Regions from separate parts of the Homo sapiens genome. Here regions 2, 3 and 4 are each linked to region 1. The links are chromatin contacts, found by Hi-C or POLR2A ChIA-PET in ENCODE. All regions are on one chromosome and are shown on one strand. Each heading gives the region's core, a stretch centred on a gene start or an enhancer-like site at or near the end of the contact. The rest is flanking DNA. Distances are from core to core; before and after follow the strand shown. Region 1 holds the start of UPRT (uracil phosphoribosyltransferase homolog). Region 2 holds the start of PGK1 (phosphoglycerate kinase 1). Region 3 holds the start of ATP7A (ATPase copper transporting alpha). Region 4 holds the start of RPS4X (ribosomal protein S4 X-linked).

What was found. Hi-C counts contacts between places; a loop is a spot of excess contacts on that map. ChIA-PET counts read pairs that join two places held with the same protein, here RNA polymerase II (POLR2A). Pooled maps may share reads with other maps.
Region 2: a loop to region 1 is called in a map of naive thymus-derived CD4-positive, alpha-beta T cell, with 19 times the contacts of the local background. The contact joins the promoter of PGK1 here to the promoter of UPRT in region 1. A Hi-C loop is called at or near these places in 1 of 168 maps with a recorded cell type or tissue (naive thymus-derived CD4-positive, alpha-beta T cell) and 7 of 50 pooled maps. POLR2A ChIA-PET finds 5 or more read pairs at or near these places in 1 of 52 experiments (naive thymus-derived CD4-positive, alpha-beta T cell).
Region 3: a pooled map shows a loop between it and region 1 (10-fold over the local background). The contact joins the promoter of ATP7A here to the promoter of UPRT in region 1. A Hi-C loop is called at or near these places in 4 of 50 pooled maps.
Region 4: a loop to region 1 is called in a map of naive thymus-derived CD4-positive, alpha-beta T cell, with 20 times the contacts of the local background. The contact joins the promoter of RPS4X here to the promoter of UPRT in region 1. A Hi-C loop is called at or near these places in 1 of 168 maps with a recorded cell type or tissue (naive thymus-derived CD4-positive, alpha-beta T cell) and 6 of 50 pooled maps. POLR2A ChIA-PET finds 5 or more read pairs at or near these places in 1 of 52 experiments (activated CD4-positive, alpha-beta T cell).

What each region holds. Positions count from the first base shown.
Region 1 is chrX:75,270,440-75,276,157 of GRCh38, reverse strand. UPRT (uracil phosphoribosyltransferase homolog) reads right to left here and starts at 2,073. Exons shown (of 7, transcript NM_145052.4): 1 at 1,518-2,073. The coding sequence starts at 1,903. LOC124905200 (a long non-coding RNA gene) reads left to right here and starts at 2,122. Exons shown (of 4, transcript XR_007068269.1): 1 at 2,122-2,680. RefSeq lists enhancers at 1,693-1,902, 2,063-2,112, 2,133-2,182.
Region 2 is chrX:78,101,200-78,107,226 of GRCh38, reverse strand. PGK1 (phosphoglycerate kinase 1) reads right to left here and starts at 2,979. Exons shown (of 11, transcript NM_000291.4): 1 at 2,822-2,979. The coding sequence starts at 2,886. RefSeq lists an enhancer at 563-652 and a silencer at 3,033-3,092.
Region 3 is chrX:77,907,254-77,913,512 of GRCh38, reverse strand. It overlaps ATP7A (ATPase copper transporting alpha), which reads right to left and starts at 2,820. Exons shown (of 23, transcript NM_000052.7): 1 at 2,678-2,820. COX7B (cytochrome c oxidase subunit 7B) reads right to left here. Exons shown (of 3, transcript NM_001866.3): 3 at 6,137-6,259.
Region 4 is chrX:72,275,903-72,281,799 of GRCh38, reverse strand. It overlaps RPS4X (ribosomal protein S4 X-linked), which reads left to right and starts at 4,552. Exons shown (of 7, transcript NM_001007.5): 1 at 4,552-4,607; 2 at 5,566-5,643. The coding sequence starts at 4,605. RefSeq lists enhancers at 4,733-4,802, 4,973-5,052.

The DNA of each region.
Region 1 (5,718 bases), core at 824-3,323:
ATTTAATGCTGTGTTTCACCCTGAAGAATAAGTATCCTGAACGTACATAAAGGAGACACAGGGAATTCCAGATGAGAGCAGAAACAGATATGTTTCAGAATTGTTCCTAGGAACTATGAAGAAGGGCCTTCATCCCAAGCTAAGGGGGCCAGGCATGGTGGCTCACACCTGTAATCCCAACATTTTAGGAGGCCGAGGCACGAGGATTGCTTGAGGCCAGGAGTTCAAGACCATCGTGGACAATATAGCAAGACCTCCATCTCTACAAAAAAATAAAAAATTAGCCGGGGGGCAGTGCCATGTCCCTGTAGTCCCAGCTACTCAGGAGGCTAAGGCAGGAGGATTACTTGAGCCCAGAAGTATGAGGGTACAGTAAGCTGTGATCTCACCACTGCACTCCAGCCTGGGTGACAGAGAAAGATCCTGTCTCAAAAATATCAATCAAGCTAAGGATCCTGGACTTTATTTGGTAGGCTCTGAGAAGCCAAAGAAGGTTGCTGAGTAGGGCAATTACTGAATCAAAGATGTATGTTATGAAGATTGATTGTACAGTAATGTATGGGTGCATGTGGAAGAGAGGAAAAACTGCAAGCAGAGAAACAGTATTATTACAATAGTGTAAGACAAGGTTTCTAGAGTCTGGTTTAGGGAGTGGCATCTGTCATTCAGTAGCCATTTTTAAAAGATCAAGGCATGTCCCCCCAACCCCTGCCACTAAAAAAGGGGTGTTTTGATATGCTGCTCATTTAAAGTGCTGCCAATAAAGAAAATAGCTGTAGTTCATCATGGTACATATTTCCCTGGAGAAAACCCATTTACAACGTAGGTTTAGAAATTTCAAAATTACATTTTAACATGAAGTTCTGGCTACATTGGTTTGTGGGATTAGGAAGGGCCAAAGGCTCCTTTAGGCTCCCTTTGATCCATTAACTATGTTCTGTGAGTTTACAGTGAAAAATGATAAGAGTTGGACGATAAGCTTTCATGTGATCAAGTAAACCTGAACTCCAAGACTAAAAGACCTTGTTTGCAGTAGCAAATACTAAAGGGTCAGGGCCTGAATAGAATTTCCTTGAAATTGCTTTATTTCTATTTATGAACCTGAGGTGATTGGTGGTAGTGCATAACCTTGGATAGTAACCATTTCTGGGTTATAGGTTTACCATGTGGACAAGCACTGCCCACATAGTATAGGGGAGTTTACCTGCCTGGAATGGCCAAGGAGTTGTCTTTCCTGGGAGAGACAAAGAGCCCAGAGGCTACCTAAAGTCTTCCTCCCCACCCAAAGTGATGTTAGACACCGGAACTTGGAAAGAGAAGGTTGGCGTTCGAGTTACACGACACACACACACACACACACACACACACACACACACACACACCAAATAAAAGGTCTTACCCCAATCTCCAAAGTTTGCCAAGGCCAAGAACACTGTCTCTTAGCCCTTTTACTTCCAATCCCCGCCCACAGCCTGCAAGACCCTCCACTTCCCTTTCCCCTTCCGCTCTTGGCTTACTTGTCACGGATGATGGTCTGTAGCTCCCGTATCTGATCATTCATAGGCAGCAGCTTAAGCTGCGCCCCGATCTGCCGGGAGAGTTCGCAGTCCTCTAGGAAGGAGTTGCCAGCTGGTGCGTCATAGCTGCTACTGTCACCACTACCACTGTTGCCCTCTGAGTTGAGGCTGGAGCCGCCGCAGGCCCCAGAGTCCAGCTCGGCCGGCAGGCTAGAATGGGCGTACCCCGTGAGGAGAATCACCTTGGCCCTGGAGGCTCTGTTTCCCCCTGCGTGGTCCAGGATCAGATCGCCAGGTCGCAGCTGCTCGGGACTTGGGGTTGAGGCAGAGTTTACTTGCTGGTTGTGACAGGGCATGGAGTCCGGACACTGTAACTCCGTGGCCATACACCGGGCCCCGGGCTATCCCCGCTGCTACTGAACACTAAAGATAAAGAGGAACGGGTAGAAAGGACAGATGCTCACGTGCTCTCTCGGTTGCTCCCGCCTCCTCAGAACATCTAACCCTGGCTGTCCTTTCACCCCTAGGCCGCTGTTGGTTTCCTTTAGCACACTTTGGCTCACTCCCGCCCACACCAGACGTACTGCCTGCCTAGACACCCTATTGGCTGCACTCCCCGCCACTCTGCGGCGCCACTGCTTGTTAACCCTTTGAGTCACCCTTGCTACGTGGGTTCCCACAGGTAGCTAAGCCCCCGCAGCGAGGCCAAGGATGCCAGCTTGAAGGATCTTCCGGGGGCCCCTGGGGCTTCTGCATTCAGAACTTTGGGTGATTAGTAGAGCCAGGAAAAACTGGGGGTGGCAGGTGATGATACACAGTTACACACGTAAGGCCCATGTTTTCAGACTTTGTGACCTAGCAGAGAAATTATATCTCAGTAACCGCATCTTCAGTTAGCTTGTCTGCATAACAGAAGGAAGAAGTAAAAAAATGCCTAGCAGGCTGCTGAAGAGGCTGTCCTCTACTAGACTGTTCTAGAAACTGCAGCTTCCCAAGTATGCTTGACCGCCAAAGCTTTTCTTATCTTTATTGGTTGGGCCCCACAGTGTACACGTTGTCATGGGGACTCAGGCGGCATTTCAGATCCACTATCATTTTGAATCTTTAAAGTACTTGGAAAGACGCTTATTTTTAAGTGTATGGACTCACTATAACGGCCTGAGGTAAGAGTGTCTAGGGCAGTACTTTTCAAACATCAGTATGTACCACAATAATTGTAGAGCTTGTTAAAATGCAGGTTCTTACGGCTCATTTTTGAGATTGTGATTCTGTAGATCCGAGATGGGATACAAGAATCTTTTTTTTTTTTTAACTTTTAAGTTCAGGGATATATGTGCAGGTTTGTTACATAGGTTAACTTCTGTCATGGGGGCTTGTTGTAAAGATTATTTCATCGCCCAGGTATTAAGCCTAGTACCCACTAGTTGTCTTTCCTGATCCTCTCCCTTCTCACACCATGCACTCTGCAGTAGGCTCCAGTGTGTGTTGTTCCCCACTATGTGTCCATGTGTTCTCATCATTTAGCTCCCACTTATAAGTGAGAACATGCAGCATTTGGTTTTCTGTTCTTGTGTTAGTTTGCTAAGGATAATAGGCTCCAGCTCCATCCATGTCCCTGCAAAGGACATGATCTCATTATTTTTTATGGTTGCATAGTATTCCATGGTGTATATGTACCACATTTTCTTTATCCATTCTATCATTAATGGGTAGTTAGGTTGATTCCATGTCTTTGTTATTGTAAATAGTGCTGGAGTTAACATATGTGTGCATGTGTCTTTAATAAAACAATAATTTATGTTCCTTTGGGTATATACCCAGTAATGGGATTGCTGAGTTGAATGGTATTTCTGTCCTTCCTTTTTTTAACATGCCTATACAGATTTTTTTATAATTTTTTTTTTATTTCCATAGGTTATTGGGGAACAGGTGCTGTTTGGTTAGATGAGTAAGTTCTTTAGTGGTGATTTGAGAGATTTTGGTGCATCCATCACTCGAGCAGTATACACTGTACCCTATTTGTAGTCTTTTATCTCTCAAGCCCTTCCCACCCTTTTCCTCCAAGACCCCAAAGTTCATTGTATCATTCATATGCCTTTGTATCCATCATAGCTAAGCTCCCACTTATGAGTGAGAACATACAATGTTTGGTTTTCCATTCCTGAGTTACTTCACTTAGAATATTAGTCTCCAATCTCATCCAGGTCGCTGCAAAAGCCATTAATTCATTCCTTTTTATGGCTGAGTAGTATTCCATATATATATACATATATATATATACACATATATATATGTGTATATATATATATACATATATATGTATATATACACATATATATACACATATATATGTGTATATATATATATATCTCACAGCTTCTTTATCCACTCATTGATTGATGGACATTTGGGTTGGTTCCACGTTTTTGCAATTGCGAATTATGCTGCTATAAACATGCGTGTGCAACTATCTTTTCTGTATAATGACTTCTTTTCCTCTGGGTAGATACCCAGTAATGGGATTGCTGGATGAAATGGTAGTTCTACTTTTAGTTCTTTAAGGAATCTCCACACTGTTTCCATTAGTTGACATTCCTACCAGCAGTGTAGCAGTGTTCCCTGTTTGCCACATCCATGCCAACATCTACTATTTTTTAATTTCTTTGATTATGGCCATTCTTGCAAGAGTAAGGTGGTATTAAATTGTGGTTTTAATTTGCATCTCTCTGATAATTAGTGATGTTGAGCATTTTTTAATACATTTCTTGGCCATTTGTATATCTTCTTTTGAGAATTGTCTATTCATGTCCTTAGCCCACTTTTTGATGGGATTGTTTGTTTTTGTCTTTCTGATTTGAGTTCCTCGTACATCCTGGATATTAGTCCTTTGTCAGATGTATAGATTGTGAAGATTTTCTCCCACTGTATGGGTTGTCTGTTTACTCTGCTGACTGTTCCTTTTGCTGTGCAAAAGCTCTTTAGTTTAATTAAGTCCCAGCTATTTATCTTTGTTTTTATTGCATTTGCTTTTGTGTTCCTGGTCATGAAATCTTTGGCTAAGCCAATGTCTATAAGGGTTTTTCCAAAGTTATCTTCTAGAATTTTTATAGTTTCAGGTCTTAGATTTCAGTCCTTAATCCATCTTGAGTTGATTTTTGTATGAGGTGAGAGATGAGGATCCAGTTTCATTCTCCTACATGTGGTTAGCCAATTATTCCAGCACCATTAGTTGAAAAGGGTGTCCTCTCCCCACTTTATATTTTTGTTTGCTTTGTCGAAGATCAGTTGGCTGTATTTGGATTTATTTCTGATTTTGTGTTTTGTTCCATTGGTCTGTGGGTATATTTTAATACCAGTACCATGCTGTATTCGTAACTATTGCCTTATAGCATAGTTTGAAACCAGGTAATATGATGCCTCCAGATTTATTCTTTTTGGCTATATGGGCTATTTTGCTTCAATATGAATTTTAGAATTGTTTTTTCTAATTCTGTGAAGAATGATATTAGTATTTTGATGAGAATTGCATTGAATGTGTAGATTGCTTTTGGCATTATGATCCTGTTCACAATATTGATTCTACTCGTCCATGACATGGGTTATGTTTCCATTTGTTTGTGTCGTCTATGATTACTTTCAGAAGTGTTTTGAATTTTCCTTGTAGAGGTCTTTCACCTTCTTGTTTAGATATATTCCTAAGGATTTTTTTTTCACATAAAGTGTTTATTTTTTCCTTATTATACTTTAAGTTCTGGGGTATTTGTGCAAAACGTCCAGATTTGTTACATAGGTATACATGTGCCATGGAGGTTTTCTGCACCCATCAACCCATCGCCTACATTACGTAGTTTTCCTAATGCTATCCCTCCCCTAGCATCCCAACCCTGAAAGACCACAGCATGTGATGTTCCCCTCCGTGTATCTATGTGTTCTCATTGTTCAACTCACACTTATGAGTGAGAATATGAGGTGTTTGGTTTTCTGTTCTTGTGTTAGTTTGCTGAGAATGATGGTTCCCAGCTTCATCCATGTCCCTGCAAAAGACATGAACTCATCCTGTTTTTATAGCTGCATGGTAATCCATGGTATCTATGTGCCACATTTTCTTTATCCAGTCTAAAATTGATGGGCACTTGGGTTGGTTCCAAGTCTTTGCTATTGTGAATAGTGATACAATAAACACATGTGTGCCTGTGTCTTT
Region 2 (6,027 bases), core at 1,730-4,229, 2.8 Mb before region 1:
GGTAAGATGCATCCATTGGGGGAAAATGGGTTGAACACAAGACCTCTCTAACTTTGTAACCTCCCATGAATCTTTATTTCAAAATAAAACATTAAAAAATATACTGATTTAGCTGGAATAAGAATATCAAGTCTCTATCACCTGAAATCTCAGGTCCCAGGTCCAGTTCCATTAAAAACTCTCAAAGGAACCATGTCCATCAATGCTTCACTGCCCCAGATGGAAAACTGGGATATTGTGGGTGTCTTAGTGACTTTTTCTCTGCTCTCAATTTTTTCCTGTTTCTCTTCCCACTACATCAAAGCAGTTTCTTTACAAGTTACAAGTTGGAGAAAACCAGTAAGGTTTAAAAAAAAAGGCAGGAGCAAGCAAAAAGGAAGTGCTTTACAAGCAGGCAAAGGATGACTGGCAACCTATGAGAGAAAGAAAGGAAATTACCACAAAAATAAGCAGAAGTGTATTCAAAGAGGCTGTAAAGTCAACTGCGGAGTCCTAAAAAACTAAGATGGAACCTGGTAATTAACAAGTCAGAGGTTTCTGGCTATCCCATGTTACCTCAACAAATCAATTTCCCTTGGCAATCCAAACCAGTGGACCAGAAGAGTCAGCAAATACCATAGTTCACTTCTGCAGGACAAAGACGACAAATGAGGCAGCCACTACTCAGGAAGCCCCATTCCGGAAACACCGCCAGCAACCACCACGTTGAAACAAAAAGGAATTGAGCTGACACCACATGGCTGCCTAAGCACCTCCAAAAAAGTAGGCCTACAATGTGACTCTCTGTTCAAAAGAAATACATTAATAATCAGGGAACCATGTAACTTCCTGTCCTCAGCCTAAATAAGTAGAAGGTATCCAGGTTACGGGAGAAAGTTCTATTTCAACGTATCCTTGGTCATTGTCTCGAATATTCAGAGGATCTAGTTGATAGCCAAGGAGACCTAAATTCTACTCCTAGCTCTGCCACCAACTTGGTAGTTCAGTAACCCTGAACAGGTCATTTTCCATCAGCAAAACAGGACTAGCCAATCATTTCAAGGCTTTGGGTTAGCGTGTGCTAAATGAAACTTTATTAGGTCCAGAGGGAGAAAAGTTAAGCAGCTCCTCCAATCCCGCCCCCAGCTAGCTTCCTCAAGCCAGTTTCCCTAGAGAGAGAGGAAATAAAGCCCAAGACTGCAATTACAGGAAGGTTATCAGCATAATGTCCCACTCCTTGTCTGTTAGTTGGTCCATGCATCTGGAAGAATCAGCGTCGAACACAGGGGAGATGCAAGGAACTAATTAAAACCTAAAAGCTAGTTGCATGCCAATGTCCACCTGTCCTGTTTTTTACAGGGTCTATCCCCTTTTTTTAGGATTGTATGAGGGCCAGAAAGGGCACTCCTCTAGTACTAACATGGCTGTGACTCCTACTTTGTCCAGATTACAAAGGCCTATGTCATTTGGGGAAATGTGGAAACCAGGTATTTTTCATGGACATAAATTATTGGGTTCTTCTATCTCCACAGCAGGGCAGCGGTTACCTGCAAAAATATTGACCAAAGTGAAATTAGAGAGAAGAGGAGAGCTACATGTCCTTTTAGGGTACCCATACAGTTCCCTAACTCAAACGTGTCCTCATATGTTTAAAGTTAGAGTAAAGGGAGATCTCCTACTGACTTACGTGTCTGTTAATATCCAACACAAGCCCTCATTTGAACCAGCCCAAATTGGAAAAGGGGCTAGATTACACCAGCCAAATAAATACCTACCCATCAATCAACCACTTCCCAAAAAGGTCAAGGTTGCAAAATGCTATCAACAGAAACCTTTATGACCCCTCAAAAACACCACTCTTGGATCCTGTTAAGGTATATGAACAGTCAAGTCCATCAGTTACATACCGACTCATCCTCCTGCACCTTGCTCCTGGTATGCACAAATATATCACACGTGACAAAAAGGATAAATGTAAAAGCTGCCCACTCTACCAACAATTCTGGCAGATAAGAGAGAAACCGTGTTGGCAAGTGACTAGAGATCCACATGCGCAGAGTAAGAGACCCAAAGTGCACGAGGAAACTTCCCCCAATTTTAAAATTCTACTTTTCTAGCCACACGTGGGGATGAGATTGGAGGCCAGCAAGTATGAGCAGCCACACCCTGCTCTACCATTACCTAGTATGTCACAATCCTGATGCAAATCCTGTGCCCAAGAGTCCAACGATACCGCGCTGCAGGGCAGCAGACGCCTGTTACGTAAGCTCTGCAGGGCCTCCTCCAGTTCGCCCCGCCCTACCCTCCCACCCCAATTCTTTAGTGGCGGGGGGCGGGGGGGTCTACTCCTGAAGTTAAATCAACATCCTCTTGGAAAAATATCCTTTTGTGCAGGAACCTGTGAGATGTGGGCCGTTTCTCATTTGGCTGCGACGGTCTAGGAGCGTGGGGGAAGGGAAAGTAAAATGACCTTTCAAGGTCCCTTCCTTGAAGCCTAGAGATTTGCAGGATAAGCATTAAGTCCCATCTCGCCGACTGGGAGCTGGAGGCAACGGAACTGCATTTCACCAATAGGAAAAAGGACAAAATGGGTCCCAGCGGCAATCTCAGCCCTTCCTCAGTGGGATCCATCCCCGAAGGGTGACTTCGGGTGCTTTCTGGGCTGGGGAAAATGCGGCTAGAAACCACCAAACCCGTGAGCAGCCTCGCCCTCCAAGCCTAGGACCCCTGGGGCCCAGCCAAAAGCTAAAAGAACTTAGAGCAGACGAGAGAACAAGTCGGCTCCGGCCAAAGAGGTTTGCGACAGAGCACAGAGAGCACGCGGGCAAACGTGCAGAATTACCTCATAACGACCCGCTTCCCTTTAACGTCCAGCTTGTCCAGCGTCAGCTTGTTAGAAAGCGACATTTTGGAAATACAGCTGGGGAGAGAGGTCGGTGATTCGGTCAACGAGGGAGCCGACTGCCGACGTGCGCTCCGGAGGCTTGCAGAATGCGGAACACCGCGCGGGCAGGAACAGGGCCCACACTACCGCCCCACACCCCGCCTCCCGCACCGCCCCTTCCCGGCCGCTGCTCTCGGCGCGCCCTGCTGAGCAGCCGCTATTGGCCACAGCCCATCGCGGTCGGCGCGCTGCCATTGCTCCCTGGCGCTGTCCGTCTGCGAGGGTACTAGTGAGACGTGCGGCTTCCGTTTGTCACGTCCGGCACGCCGCGAACCGCAAGGAACCTTCCCGACTTAGGGGCGGAGCAGGAAGCGTCGCCGGGGGGCCCACAAGGGTAGCGGCGAAGATCCGGGTGACGCTGCGAACGGACGTGAAGAATGTGCGAGACCCAGGGTCGGCGCCGCTGCGTTTCCCGGAACCACGCCCAGAGCAGCCGCGTCCCTGCGCAAACCCAGGGCTGCCTTGGAAAAGGCGCAACCCCAACCCCGTGGAATTCGAGGCTGCCCTACCAGGATCAATGCAAATGCCACCTCCTTTTGGAAAATCCTGGTTTCCTAGCTCCCTTCATGGAATTCTGCTTCTTAAGGCTTACTTAGTAATAGAGACCTCTCAGAAGTTGGAAGAGGCCCAGGTCCACTCTGGCCCCCACCTTTTTTAAAATAAAAAATGCAATGTAATTTTTCTGGTTATGGCATGATTGATGCTAATGGCAAACACGTGGCATTTTTCATATATTAACCAACGCTCACAAAACGCAGTAGTGACTACTGTTATCCTCATTAGGCAAATGAAATAACTGATGCACAGAGAAGTTTAGTGGGCCAGGCGCGGTGGCTCACGCCTTTAATCCCGGCACTTTGGGAGGCCAAGGCCGGCAGATTGCTTGAGCCCAGTGGTTCGAGACCAGCCTGAGCAACATAGCAAAACCCCATCTCTACTAAAAATACAAAAAATTAGCTAGACGTGGTGGCGGGCACCTGTAGTCCTGTTACCCGTGGAGGGTGTCCAAGTTCTTAGCGTCTTGAACTAAGAACTGGACGAAATGCACAAAGCAAAGAAAGAATGAAGCAATAAAAGCAGAGATGTATTGAAAACGAAAGTGTAACCGCCCAATGGGTTCACCTTGTCCGCTGCCTAGACAGAGCTGATTTATGAAGACGGGAATTGCAATGGCGAAAGAATAATTCACGCTGAGCGCTGTGCGGGAGACCAGAGTTTCATTATCACTCAAATCAGTCTCCCTGAGCATTCTGGAATCAGAGTTTTTAAGGATAATTTGGCAGGTATGGGTTCGGAAAGTGGGGAGTGCTAGTTGGTCGGGATGAAGATTAAATCACGGGGTCGAAGTGAGTTCTTGCGAGTTCTTCCTGGGTGGGATCGTGGAGCTAGTTGAGCCAGATTATCAGTCTGGGTGGTGTCCTCTGCTGCATGAGAATGCAGGGTCTGCAAAATATCTCAAGCACTGATCTTAGGATTTGCAATGGTGATGTTATTCCCAGAAGCAATTTGGGGAGGTTCAGATTCTTGCAGCCAGAGGCTGCATGGCCCCTAAACTGTAATTTATAATCTTGTAGCTAATTTGTTACACCTACAAAGAAAGGCAGACTGGTCCCAGCAAGAAGGGGAAAGGGCTGTTATCAATTTTGTCTCAGAGTTTACACTATAAATTCTTTCCCAAGGCTAGTTTGGCCTATACCCAGGAATGAACAAAGACATTTTAGAAGTTAGAAGGAAGATAGGGTAGGTTAGGTCTGATCTCTTTCACTGTCATAATTTCCTCAGTTATGATTTTTGCAAAGGCGGTTTCAAAAGTATACTCCACAAGGTGAGAGCAGGCCTGAGCAAGCAGCTCAAGAGCTTGGTTACAGAATTTTCTGGGGTCTAAATACCCGGTAGAGGTTTCCCATTAGCCACTTGGTGTATACCCCATGCAAATGAAGTAGTGGTCCATGGTCAGTCTGATTGGTTGCAGAAAGTGACCAATCAGAGGCTGAAGTGAAGTTACAAAGTTACACTCCTATACAAATGAAAACTTGGCCTGCCACCAGCCTGATTGGTTGCAGGAAGGGACCAATCAGAGGTACTTTCAATTTCTCATTCAACTGACTTTTATTCACAGTGCTGGGAAAATATATATACTGACTGAGGAGATATTCTAGTTAACCAAGTGTGATGATGATATATCACTCAGATTCCCTCTTTCAGAACTGAGGCACTTATTATTAGCTGCTGGGAGTATTAGTTGCTGACAGCTCACAGCTGAGTTTCTCCCCAGAAACTGCCCTCTGTTGAAGGAAGCTGCCTTGCCTAAGGTTATACCGACTTCCCAGGGGCATCCATTAGTGATTGCTTAATGCCGTTCCAAAGGCCTGGCTTCTTTGCTTCATTTCAGGACGTCTCTAAAGGACCAGCTCTGCTTCAGAACTGTCTGTGGGGTTGGCTGAAGCCTCTATTGAGACTTCTCCCTTTTCTATCCAAATCTGATTTCCTTACTCCTTTACAGGACTTGTTCCCAGAAGCAACCCCCAGTGATCCACCTGCACACAAATCTCAATCTCAGAGCCATTTCCCAATTCTAAGATGGTGCCCATGATCTCTGCCCTCTAGTGTTCACATCTTTCTATAATTTCCTCCCCTTGAATGTGAGCTGGAACTATGACTGGCTTCTAACCAATAGAATGTGGCAGAAGTGATGAGATATAACTCCCATGATTAGATTATGATGTATATAGGAGATTCCATCTTTCTAGTTTGCTCTAGAGAGACACCCTTGTTGGCTTTTTTTTTTTTTTTTTTTTTTTGAGACGGAGTCTCACTCTGTTGCCCAGGCTGGAGTGCAGGGACACAATCTCGGCTCACTGCAACCTCCGCCTCCCGGGTTCAAGCAGTTCTCATGCCTCAGACTCCTGAGTAGCTGGGATTACAGGTGCATGCCACCACGCCCAGCTAATTTTTGTATTTTTAGTAGAGACGTAGTTTCACCCTGTTGGCCAGGCTGGTCTCGAACTCCTGACCTCAAATGATCCGCCCGATTCGGCCTCCCAAATTGCTAGGATTACAGGTGTGAGCCACCACACCCAGCCCAATGTTATTTCTTTAAACCA
Region 3 (6,259 bases), core at 1,571-4,070, 2.6 Mb before region 1:
ACTGAGATTTAAGAGGGAAAAACATGATTGCTGGGATGGTAGAGTGAACTAAAATACTCTGCCTAACCATTGCCTATCACTCATCTGTCCCCCAGCCTCCCCCTTGCCCCGGCCCCATGTTGAGCTATATCCTAAGAAATATCGTTGTCTAAAAACAAAACGCTAAAACCTGAACTGCCCTTTAACAAAGATGAATAGAAGGAATTTTGAGACAAAACTCCCAAATACTATTCTCATCTATGCTAGTGCTTCTATGAGTTCAGACAAAAATCTCTCCTTGCAATTTACTTTCCCAACTGGCAAATGAAGATTATTTTCACTCATCAGGATGTCCAAAGTCTTGATTAATAAAGTTTGCCAAGAGCTTTTAAATATATAGATAAAAGGAGTTATAACAAGGAATTTATTTTTTTAAAATGTATTTCCTTTAGCGCCCTCACAGAAGTGAAGGTTGTGGTGTGTTAGCTGGGGTTATTTTTGCACTCTTTTCTCTCTCTCTCTTGTTTTGTAAGCAAATTTTACTGCTTCTGCAAGCATTTTTCAAAGAAAATCAACCTTCTGCTTTAGAGAACAGAGATGTTAACCTATCCTTTGGAGGGATTAGTGTTTAACCTTATCTTGAGGGCAGGCATCAAGATCTTTCTAAGGCTGTGATCGGAATAGAATAGTTCCTATCAAGTTAAGAAGATCAATAGAGAGAAATCAATTTAGAGGAAAAAAGGAAAAGCAGAGATTCCTTGGGGAAAACCTGGAACAGTTGCTCACTTCAGAAAATGTTATTCATTCCCAACAATTTTAAAAATGATTCCAAATTATATTTAAGGCACAACACTCAATCAGAATTAAAGTATAGCGAGTTTTACATTTTTTCTCTTTTAGATTTGAGTTTACATCAGAATTAAGCCTCATACATTAACATTGCTTTTGTCATTTCCATGTATTTTTTTCTCTATATAAGCTTTCTTATTGGCTGGAGGGCAGTTGGATATGTTTGTGAGCTGACTAGTTTTGTATTCTATATTTTTTCTAATTTTAATCAGTGACATCTTGGAAGATGTGGCTGTTAGAAATAGGAATATTGACTTACAGTGTGTTACTGGATGTCGGGCAACTTTCCAGACCCCCATGGCTTTGCTCACATTATTTCTTCTATCTATCAGTCCAGATAGATGTCTTCCTCTTCCTCCATTCCTGCAAAGCTAAATCCTATCTATTTTTCAAAGCCCAGTTCACATGCTCCCTTCCCTGCACTCTCATAACACCTCCTGTTTCTAATATATAACGTTAGTGAGATTTTTTAAATGTTTAGGTAATCGTGTATCTTTCTTTCCTACTACATTGAGATCCTCAAGTACAAAAAAAACTCTCTCATGTCATGACCTTAGACACCAGAAAATGTTAAATATAATAAAATGCCAGTTCAAAAATAACCATTGAAAAGGATGTGATAAGCAACCTAGTAATTCAGTCAGTGGGGCTGCTAGAAACCGTTGTCTTCATAGCTGAATTCAACTGACTCAATTCGGACTCAATTGTATGTAAACTGTTTATTTTTCTTTCTTCTTTTTTGGAGACAGTTTCGCTCTTGTAGCCCAGGCTGGAGTGCAGTGGCACGATCTCGGCTCACTGCAACATCCGCCTCCCAGGTTCAAGCGATCCTCTTGCCTCAGTCTCCCGACTAGCTGGGATTACAGGCGCCCGCCACCACGCCCAGCTAATTTTTGTATTTTTAGTAAAGACAGGGTTTCGCCATGATGGCCAGGCTGGTCTCGATCTCCTGACCTCAGGTGATCCACCCTCCTCGGCCTCCCAAAGTGTTGGTATTACAGGTGTGTCAGACACTGCGCCCAGCCTACTGTAAGTAAACTCTTTTGAGGCCAGGAACTCTGTCTTATTTCTTGTGCATCACCCCCTCCCCACCACCCCCCCGCACCCGGCAAAAAAAAAAAAAAATTAATAACCTCAGTATCATCTAATTCAATGTTCTGCACATATTCTCAATACAAAGCCATACTATTGTAGATAAAGAGTCTGTGATTAAAATAAAGATCAGATCCTGGACAAACGCTGAATTGTGAAACGATAAGTGTTTGTGCTTAAGATAATCTCAACGTCTACAACGAAGAAAAGTGTCAAAGATAAGATGCCACAGGGTCGGACAATGGACAGTAACTTTACTGGAAAGGGGGCACAATGAACAAAACTAAGTGGAAACAAGAGTTCTCTCAGTTTACCTTACGCTCCCAGAGCAAGACAAGAAGCCAAATATCTATTTTTCAATTATTATTTCATCAATTATGGTCATTTTAGTAACCTTAGCTTCCAAAGTATAAAGAGGTGTCACTAAGCAAAGACCCCAGTCCATGTGACTTTCAATGCCAAACACAAACTTTCTTGTACCCTCAATTAATTGGGTAACGTAGGCCATGGATGATCAGGACATTCTCTCCAAGAGGGTACAAGAAAGTGACACAGGTCAGGATTTAATTTCCCCTCCTCTATCCCCTGTTAGGGGAGGTAAAACATAAATGTAGTTAATACCTGAATTGTGAATAAGTGAAACTTTCGAGACTGCCCCAGACTAACATGACCTTCTCACCACACTCGTAGTACAAACTGACAGCACAGAAGACCCCCTCCAGGAGAAAGGACGACGGGAAGCCAATGTAGGACTTACCTGGTTTCTCTATCCTATGGTTAAACCTCTGGAGCTACGCAGACCGTGGCAGCGATAAATCCACGTACGCAGGCTCCAACAAAGCTCACACAATCGGAGAAGTCACAGTAGCTGCGGCTGCGGCGGCGGCAGCAACAACTCCTCCCTCTGCTTCTCTTTTCCCACCCCCCGCCGCGGCGGCCAGCCGCCTTTACCCCTCCCTCCCTCGACTACCCCCACTTCCGGGTGATGCCCCTGCCGGAAGCAGGGCCGCCACGGGAAAGAGAGCGACTGGTCACGTGAAAAGGAACGCGTGGTCTAGAGCCAGCTTCTCCTGCCCCCTGCTGCCCCCGGGCCGACACGCAGCCTCGAGTGGGTCTTTGTTAGGGTACGAGTCCACTATCCCACCCCGCCCCCACGACAAAAGCGAAACCAGAAAACCCATACTAAAACAGTGCCTTTGTCATCTTTAGTTTCCTAACCTCAGGCCAAGATGTAACATAAAAGATCCTTATAAGTCATCTTCCACATAGTTCATCTTTGCCTAGCATGAAATTCACGTGCATCTGTTAGACTGTGTTAACTGCCAAGATGTAACATAAAAGCTCCTTATAAGTCATCTTCCACATAGTTCATCTTCGCCCAGCATGAAATTCACGTGCATCAGTTAGACTGTGTTAACTGCCAAGATGTAACATAAAAGCTCCTTATAAGTCATCTTCCACATAGTTCATCTTCGCCCAGCATGAAATTCACGTGCATCTGTTAGACTGTGTTAACTTGCTTCCCGTAGACTGTGTAGCCTAATTCCAGATGTAAGTGCCAGAACTATGAATTTATCCTCTTCCCTCCATTGAAAAATTACATCAAGAGGAAAATGTTTATAAATTCATAATTTTTATATGTGTGTTGAGGGGGTAGGGACGTCACTTCACCACCTTCATAGCGCCATTCCAAGCTCTGAACCACTCCCCCATTTATTCATTCACTCGTCCATCATTTTACACACCTAGAAGATTCCGGTGATGCAAAAGTGTTACAGTCTCTGTTACCATGAGTTCATTTAGAAATGAGATGCATAAAATGTAAACAATGCAATAAATGGTACAGAAAACATTTGAAAAAAGGGTCATTTTATTCTTGCTTTCCAACTTAACATTTTGAAAAGCAGCAAAATTCTAGGATTTTTAAAACTATGAACATTAACAGTAAAAAGAGGGAGAGGCTCCATCTCACTTATTTCAAAGCAAGATGTGGCCTTTTCATATTTCCTTTCATGAAGTATCTGTCATAAGATGTAGAACAAAACTAATCACAGGACTATTTGTATTTTCATCTGGAACCATTTGAACCCAGTTCCCACAGAAGAGTATGAAGCCTAATAATGTTGCAGAAATCAAAATAGTACACAAAATACAAATATCAAGTAAATATTTGTAAAAGACTTAGAACAGCGTCCGGCACAAAGTAAGCATATTTAAGTGTTGAAATAATTTCCATCCTAGCTGTTGTCAAGTCCCTATTAAGCCTTGACAGGCAACATTTAAAATTACCCATAGATCTACATTTTAGGTCTGTGATTAAGTATTTCAGAATTATTATCCCCCTCCACACTCATCCACATAAATATAAAATTAGCCTCAGGACTCATCTTCCCAGGCATTATTTTGTAGTTGTCAATGTGTGCAGCCTTAATTATTAAGATACAAACTCAGCCCCAAATTTAAAATCTTAAAAATCACATCATATGAAATGAAGATAGCTTTTAAGTGGGTTTCCAAATATTAGCAAGTTGGTTTGTAACTATATTAACATTGTGTTAAGCATCCAAAAGAAATTCACTAAAAGGCAAAACCAAAAATATATCTTTTTCAGAAGCAGAACATTGAATCTACTAGCTATCTAGTATTTTTATGTAAATACTAAAGTTTATCACTATGAGCTGCAAGATCCTCTGCCAACCATGTACATTCTTAGGCACTCTAATATTTAACATAAAAACCTAGAGAGCTATATATATATTTTGTTGTTGTTTGGTTTTGAGAGTCTTGCTGTCACCCAGGCTGGAGTGCAGAAGTGTGATCATAGGTCCTTGTAACCTTAAACTCCGGGGCTAAAGCGATCCTTGCACCTCAGCCTCCCAAGTAGTTGGAACTATGGGCACACACCACCACACCTGGCTAGTTTTTATTTTTTTGTGTGTGGAGATGGGAGTCTCCCTTTGTTGCCCAGGCTGGTCTCGAACTCTTGGCCTCAAATGATCCTCCCACCTCAGCTGCCCAAAGTGCTGGGATTACAGATATGAGCCACCAGGCCCAGCCTAAAACTCTTGTCTTTAAATGCATCATCCCTAATCCTCCTTACCAATGCACAAGCATAGAAGGGAATGTCTTCAAGAAATAATCAGGTTTGCTGGGGGTTGAGCAGACAGCAGGTGTCCCTAAAATGCTTATGAAGTGTATTAATAACCCCAGTGACATTAAGCCAGGAGGATGGGAACTCAACATCTGTACCTCTACAACTACCACAGTACCCGTGTCTAGGTAAGTTAAAATGAATCTAAAATAACAGAACACAGGTGCTACAATAATTCTGTCCTAGAGTGAAATTAAGAATGAGATTTATGAGGTTGGGCACCGTGGCTCACGACTGTAATCCCAGCACTTTGGGAGGCCGAGGCAGGTGGATCGCCTGAGGTCAGGAGTTCGAGACCAGCCTGGCCAACATGACAAAACCCTGTCTCTACTAAAAATATAAAAATTAACCAGGTGTGATGGTGGGCGCCTGTAATTCCAGCTACTTGGGAGGCCGAGGCAGAATCCCTTGAACCCAGGAGGCGGAGGTTGCAGTGAGCCAAAATCACACCACTGAACTCCAGCCTGGATGACAGAGCAAAACTCGGTCTCAAAAAAAAAAAAAGAATGGGATTTATGACATTAACCCTAATGTTAAAATATTTCACAGCCATCCAAATAGAGTTTAAAGGATTGGCAATGATTTTAAGGTAAGTAACTTACCTAAATTCTTCAGACTTACAGATACTTGAGGACAGAGGACTAATTTGACGACTTTCCAACTCTAGGTATGACTGAAACTCAAAGCGATGTTACGGGTAAGTTGAGAAAATTTGTGTGAAAGGATATTTTCATGGCTCTGAGAGCACTAGGAAAGCTCCAAGGTCAGTATATACTGTGATGGCACACACACACAAAAAACTGCTTCATTTCTAGTAGTGGTCATAAGTTTTAGAATTACTCATCAGGATAAGATTAACTACAAAATTAAGTTCAAAAAGTGTGTTCAAAGTTACTACCACCACCAGGTTTTATCACACAAAGCAACATATAATTTTGATCACAAATGGACACAGAAAACATTCTAAATTGTCATACAGATGACAACTATCACTTAGCTTAGTACAAACCATACTGAAACTGCTTCCACGTCGTGAGAAATAAGTGTTAATTCAGTGACAAAAAGGTATATAATTGAAGGTTGACACTTCCTTAAATACATGTTTATTTTACTTCAATATCGCTCAGGGTTGTATGTATTTGAATACTTCAGTACTATTTTGAACATTCTAAATATGAAATACCATAA
Region 4 (5,897 bases), core at 3,303-5,802, 3.0 Mb after region 1:
AACAGAGGAAAGATCATTCAATATATTATAGTAAGAATGTCGGTTAGCTAACATTTGGGGGGAAATATAATTTTTTTCTATTTATTCTATTTATCTTTATCAACCCCAAGTTAATAAAAAATTAAATATATGTTATTAAATAGAATTGAGTATCTAATAGATCTTTGAACTGATAGCAGCTTTCTAAGCTTTGAAGGAACAAGAAGAGATTACAAGAGAAAAGATCAACAGATTTGGCTATATAAAATCCTGAAAGTTTGTACACTGAAAAGTACAACCAAAAAGAAAATAACCAATTGGTATGACAAAGGATTAATGTCTATATTTTATAAAGCATTCATGGAAATCTACCCAAAAAACATGTCCCCAAAGATAAATGGCCAGAGATACTTCACACAAGAGGAAATGGAATGAGTAAACAAGCATGTGGCAAAATATTCAACCTCACTAGTGGCTTTTTTTTTTTTTGAGATGGAGTTTCACTCTGTCACCCAGGTTGGAGTGCAGTGGCACGATCTCAGCTCACTGCAACCTCTGCCTCCAGGGTTCAAGCGATTCTCCTGCCTCAGCCTCCCGAGTAGCTGGGATTACAGGTGCATGCCACCACGCCTTGCTAATTTTTTGTATTTTTAGTAGAGATGGGGTTTCACCATGTTGGCCAGGCTGGTCTCGAACTTTTGACCTCAAGTGATCCGCCTGCCTTGGCCTCCCAAAGTGCTGGGATTACAGTCATGAGCCACTGCACCCGGCCTAGTTGAGATTTTTTAGTGTAAATTAAAATAATTACATTAGCAAAAGTTAAAAATAGGTGATTACCAGGCTGGCACGAGTATAGTAAAATTGCAAGAATCCTCCGAGAAAGGCTTTTTGGCAATACACATATGCTACTACAAAAGGATTCAGACTCTTTGACACAGTGCTCTCTTTCTAAGGGTTACTGCCAACCACTCCCCTGAATTAATCACAGATGCACCACTTCTCCCACATCTGAGTCTCCAGCCCAGATCATGCGCCTGAGCTCAGGACTGGGTCTATAAGATATCTCCAGGCTGATGTTCCCCCGCACCCTCAGCCCTGTGTCTCAGACTCATCTCCTCATCTTCTCCTCAAGCACACTCCTCTGCCTCCTCCTTGTTCCGGTGAATGCATCACTGAGTCACCAAGCCAGAAACCTGGGAGTCATCCTAATTACCTCGTTGTCCCTCACCCCTGCACATTCATCATTTCCCAGTCAGATCCTGCCAATACTCCATCTGCAATGTCTTTTGAGTCTTTGAGCCCCCTCCTCCTCAGCCCCAGAGTCACAAATCTAGGTCTCAGCAGCCTTCAGTTTCTTGCTTGTATTGTTGACAGAGACCTGACCCATGTCCTCCAAGCCACTCACATTTCCTTCAAACCATTCTACGTGGAGGAGTTTGAGTTATCTTTTTAAAGCACAACACTGATTCTGTCCTCCTTAAAATCTTTCAACAGCTCTCCATTGTCTACCCACAGGCTAAAGTCCAAGATCCTAAAGATTTAGCTGCCCTCTGTATTACAACCCGCTTCACCACCATTTTTTTCTCCGATAAGCTTCTCCTAGCTTTCCCTCCCCACCCCCGCAGCCTGCTTCTCATATTATTATTTGTTCCTTGAGAGCAAGAACTAGATCTTAATAATCTCTGCATCCTCAGTTCATAATGCAGAGCTTGACACAGAGTAAGCACTCAATAAGTGTTGGTTGAAGGAATAGATTTATTCTAAGGAAAATATTCAACTGAAGGAAAAAGCTGTTCACTGTAGCAACACGCATAATAGAGAAAAAGTACAGAAAACTAAATGTCCAACAACAGAGAACTTGTATTAATTGTGGGACATCCACTTAATGGAATATGATACAGCTGTTAAAGTAGTAATTATGAGGATTATGCAGCAACTTGGAAAGTGTTTCTAATATAATAAAAACAGAATACAAAATGGTCTGTATGCTAGGACTAAAATTATGTAAAAGTATGCATGCACACAAGCCGATCAGAAAGAGAACAGGAAGAGGAACAAATGAATACAGATGATGTGTTTAGGGTGTTTGGGGAGGTACTGTTTGCGATTTACTTAGCTCTTTCCAAATTTCCTTTATTGTTGTTAGAATGTCATTTGTGCATAAATACAAATTGAGAGAGAGAAATATACTGAAAAAGATGCTTTGATTTCCTCAAGTCCTTTGATAACCTATGGCATAAAAACAAACCACTCACCTGGGAGGCAAGAGACAAGTCCCCTCATCCCCAAACGGGCTGTGTGATCTTGATTAAGTGAGATCTGCAGCTCTAACCAGCCATTTCTCCTATCCTCTCTAGCTGGAAAGCACATGGTTATCCCCCCACTCCCACAGCAACTTCTCCACCATTTCTGTTAATTGTACCACCATCTTCCCAGTGCTCTCAGATTAAAAACCTCAGAACCAACTTCCATTATCTCATCACCTTCACCTTCTCTCTACTCCTCACCTCCAATTAATCGATCCTTTCCAATAATCACTTATAACATGCTTTATTGTGGATTGTATCCCAGTTTTAGACAAGGAGGAGTTCCTGCCCTCTTAGTTAATACTGTCTGCTTGGTTAATACTGTCTGCTTGAGAAGAGCCAACAATGTTTCCCTCTCTTGCTCCTCTGCAGACTGCTGAGGGGTAAAGTGGATGGTACAGATAGAGACTTGTGAAATGGAACCTCATGAGTTAGGAGCTTGATCTCATGGTGGGAAGAATTCAGGCACAGGCTGGATGCTCTCAGGGATAGTACAGTAGGACTTGGCACAATAAGTGGGATGCTGACTCCGTTTATTCATTCAACAAGTATTTATCAAGTGCTGGACACAGTGCCGAGCTCTCTGTTCAGTGGCAAGGGGCCTGCCCAGATGAATTAGGGCAGGCTCCATCCTGGAGGTGCTCAGTTTGGTGGAGGCCAGGTAACTAAATTTGTCCTTGCTACCTAATGTGCTGTGTGCCCTCACCAAGTTTGAACACAAGCCTCTGGGGCAAGAATGAGGGATTTACCCTGACTGAGGGGACCACGAGCCCACAGAACCAGAGGGACTTGAACTGTGCATTTCCAAGGCTGAGGTGTGGGATTAGGTGGTACCCAGGAAGGGGGTTTGGCTGTTTGTGGCAGTTCCAAGCTAAGGAATCGAGTCCACAAGCAGTCTTGAAAGAGCTGACTCTAGCCAGGCGCAGTGGCTCAGGCCTGTAATCCCAGCACTTTGGGAGGTCGAGGCGGGCGGATCGCTTGAGTCCAGGAGTTTGAGACCAGCCTAGGTAACATGGCGAAACCCCGTCTCTACAAAAAAATAAAACTACAAAAAATTAGTTGGGTGCAGTGGCGTGCGCCTGTTGTCCCAGCTACTCGTGGGGGCTGAAGTGAGAGGATCGCTTGAGCCCGGGCTGTCTGTCGAGGCTGCAGTGAGCCATGCACTACAGCCTGGGTGACAGAGTGAGACCCTGTCTCCCAAACAAACAAACAAAAAGAGCTGACTCCCTCGGAACAAACTAGCTTGGTGGGGCTTGAGCTTTGAAGTTTGGGATTGGGGAGAGAGAGCAATGGAGCCAGATAAAGTTCAGACCTGCTCCCTTACGGCAGGAAACAGAGGGCCAAGGGCAGTTTCGAAGCAGGATCAGATCTACATTTTAGTTAGATATAACCAGACGATTTCTAATATCCTCTCTCCTCCCTGAGTCTCTATAAGTGCCAAATGCGTTGTACAGGAAGCAAGGGGGAGGATGTCAGAGTTCAAGCAGAGAAGCAAGAGGGGGTTAAAAACGTTGTTGGCTCTTCCCAACTCAGTATGGGCTGCCTGGCTGGCTCAAGGGAACACAAAAAAGGGACAGACAAAATACGTTTAAGAAATAACATTAAATATTTATTAAAATGTATTCTATTGATTATATACAAGTTCTTTGTTTTGTTTTGTTTTGTTTTGTTTTTGAGACGGAGTCTCGCTCTGTCGCCCAGGCTGGAGTGCAGTGGCGCGATCTCGGCTCACTGCAAGCTCCACCTCCGGGGTTCACGCCATTCTCCTGCCTCAGCTTCCCGAGTAGCTGGGACTACAGGCGCCCGCCACTATGCCCGGCTAATTTTTTTGTATTTTTTTTTAGTATAGACGGGGTTTCACTGTGTTAGCCAGGATGGTCTCGATCTCCTGACCTCATGATCCGCCCGCCTCGGCCTCCCAAAGTGCTGGGATTACAGGCGTAGAATCATCTGTACGTGAGACTGGAAGTAAGCTCACTTTGAACTCTCCTTGAGGCCAGGGATGTTGTGTAGCTCATCTTTGTATTCCCAGCACCTAGCACAGAATAAGGCACACAAGAGGCGCTCAGCAAATATGGGAGGAGGAAGGGCGGAAAAAGGGGAGGGAGGAAATCGCCCTTAGGAGACACCCTCTTTCCGCGGCGGTTCCTCAACTCGGGACTTCTGACCTCCCACCAGCAGATGGCAAGAAAGAGTCCCGGCGCGCCAGCAAAGGGCTGAGCTGGGCGGAGCAGCTGAAAATCCGGCGCGCGCAGTCTCCAGCCCCAATTTCTACGCGCACCGGAAGACGGAGGTCCTCTTTCCTTGCCTAACGCAGCCATGGTAAGCCGTTTAGTTAGCGAGCTCTTAGGACGTATCCGCCTCCATCCTCCCCCGGCCGGGGCTGCCCGAGGTTTCGGGATTCCTACTGGGGATGGCCGGGCAGAGGCGAAGGGATCACGGCCTCCGTGGTAGGCCGGGACGGGCTCCAGGGCGAAGGGCGAACGCTGGCCTAGGGTTGGGGAGGCGCAGATCTGGTGCTGCTGTTGGGAAGGCCTCGGTTTCTGACCCGGCCATACGTCCTGATCCCGGGAGAAGCTGCTTTTCCTCCCGGGCCGGAGCCGCGGCTGGGCCAGGAGCTCAGACTGCGAGCCCGAGGTTGGTGGGCGCTGGGGGTGCCCGGCGGAGAAAGGTTTTCTTTGTCATTGCCTTTTTGGCACGGCCTGACTTTACCATACGTGGCCGGTAAGCATCTGGACACAGCATTAAAAAGGCTTCCTTACTCTTTTTAAAGTAAAATTGGTGTCAGCTTTTGGCTTTAGTGTACGAAGGAGCAGCACATGTGTTTGTGCGGATGTCAGAATCTTGTTCCATACGTGTCAAAAACAGACGGTAATAAATTGTGAAAACTTTAGAAACACAGGTAGACTCCTGGCTCATTTCTGTTGCTGTGCGTTTCACTAGTATGGTGTTCTTGAAAGACCCTAACCTCTAAGCAGATACAGTTTCAAACAGTAACATGGAAACACTTTAGCAAGGTTCTGAAAGATAGTAATCAGTAAACGTTCTGAAACATAGTAACCAAGAATATTCTCTGTTACAATAAGAAGGCTTGTTGCAGCTTATGGATCTCACGGTGTTTGTTAAATAACTGTGTTTGTTTCTGTTTTATCGGAACACTATACTTTAATATTGTCCACATTTTGCTGAAGATGAAACTAAACTAAGAGTTTAGTTTCACACTAGGTTTTATAAGCTGTTCTGAAACCTGATTAACAGCATTGCAATCTAAAACTTTCAGGCTCGTGGTCCCAAGAAGCATCTGAAGCGGGTGGCAGCTCCAAAGCATTGGATGCTGGATAAATTGACCGGTGTGTTTGTAAGTATCTTATATAAATATTTCCGTGGCCACTGTTTTTAAGTGTCTCCCAGGACTCATTTGGGGACCAGGCTAGGGGAGGAATATCTATTCTTGGCTTCCTCTGCCCTTGAAGGAGCTATACTATCTAGCTGTCCTCCACTTCCAATCGATTTAATATTTTTGTGCCTCATTTATTCCACATACCACATAGTACATTTACATGGACTCAGGATTCATGTTCTTAATGATCCTGGTCCTCTGACAGGGAAGAT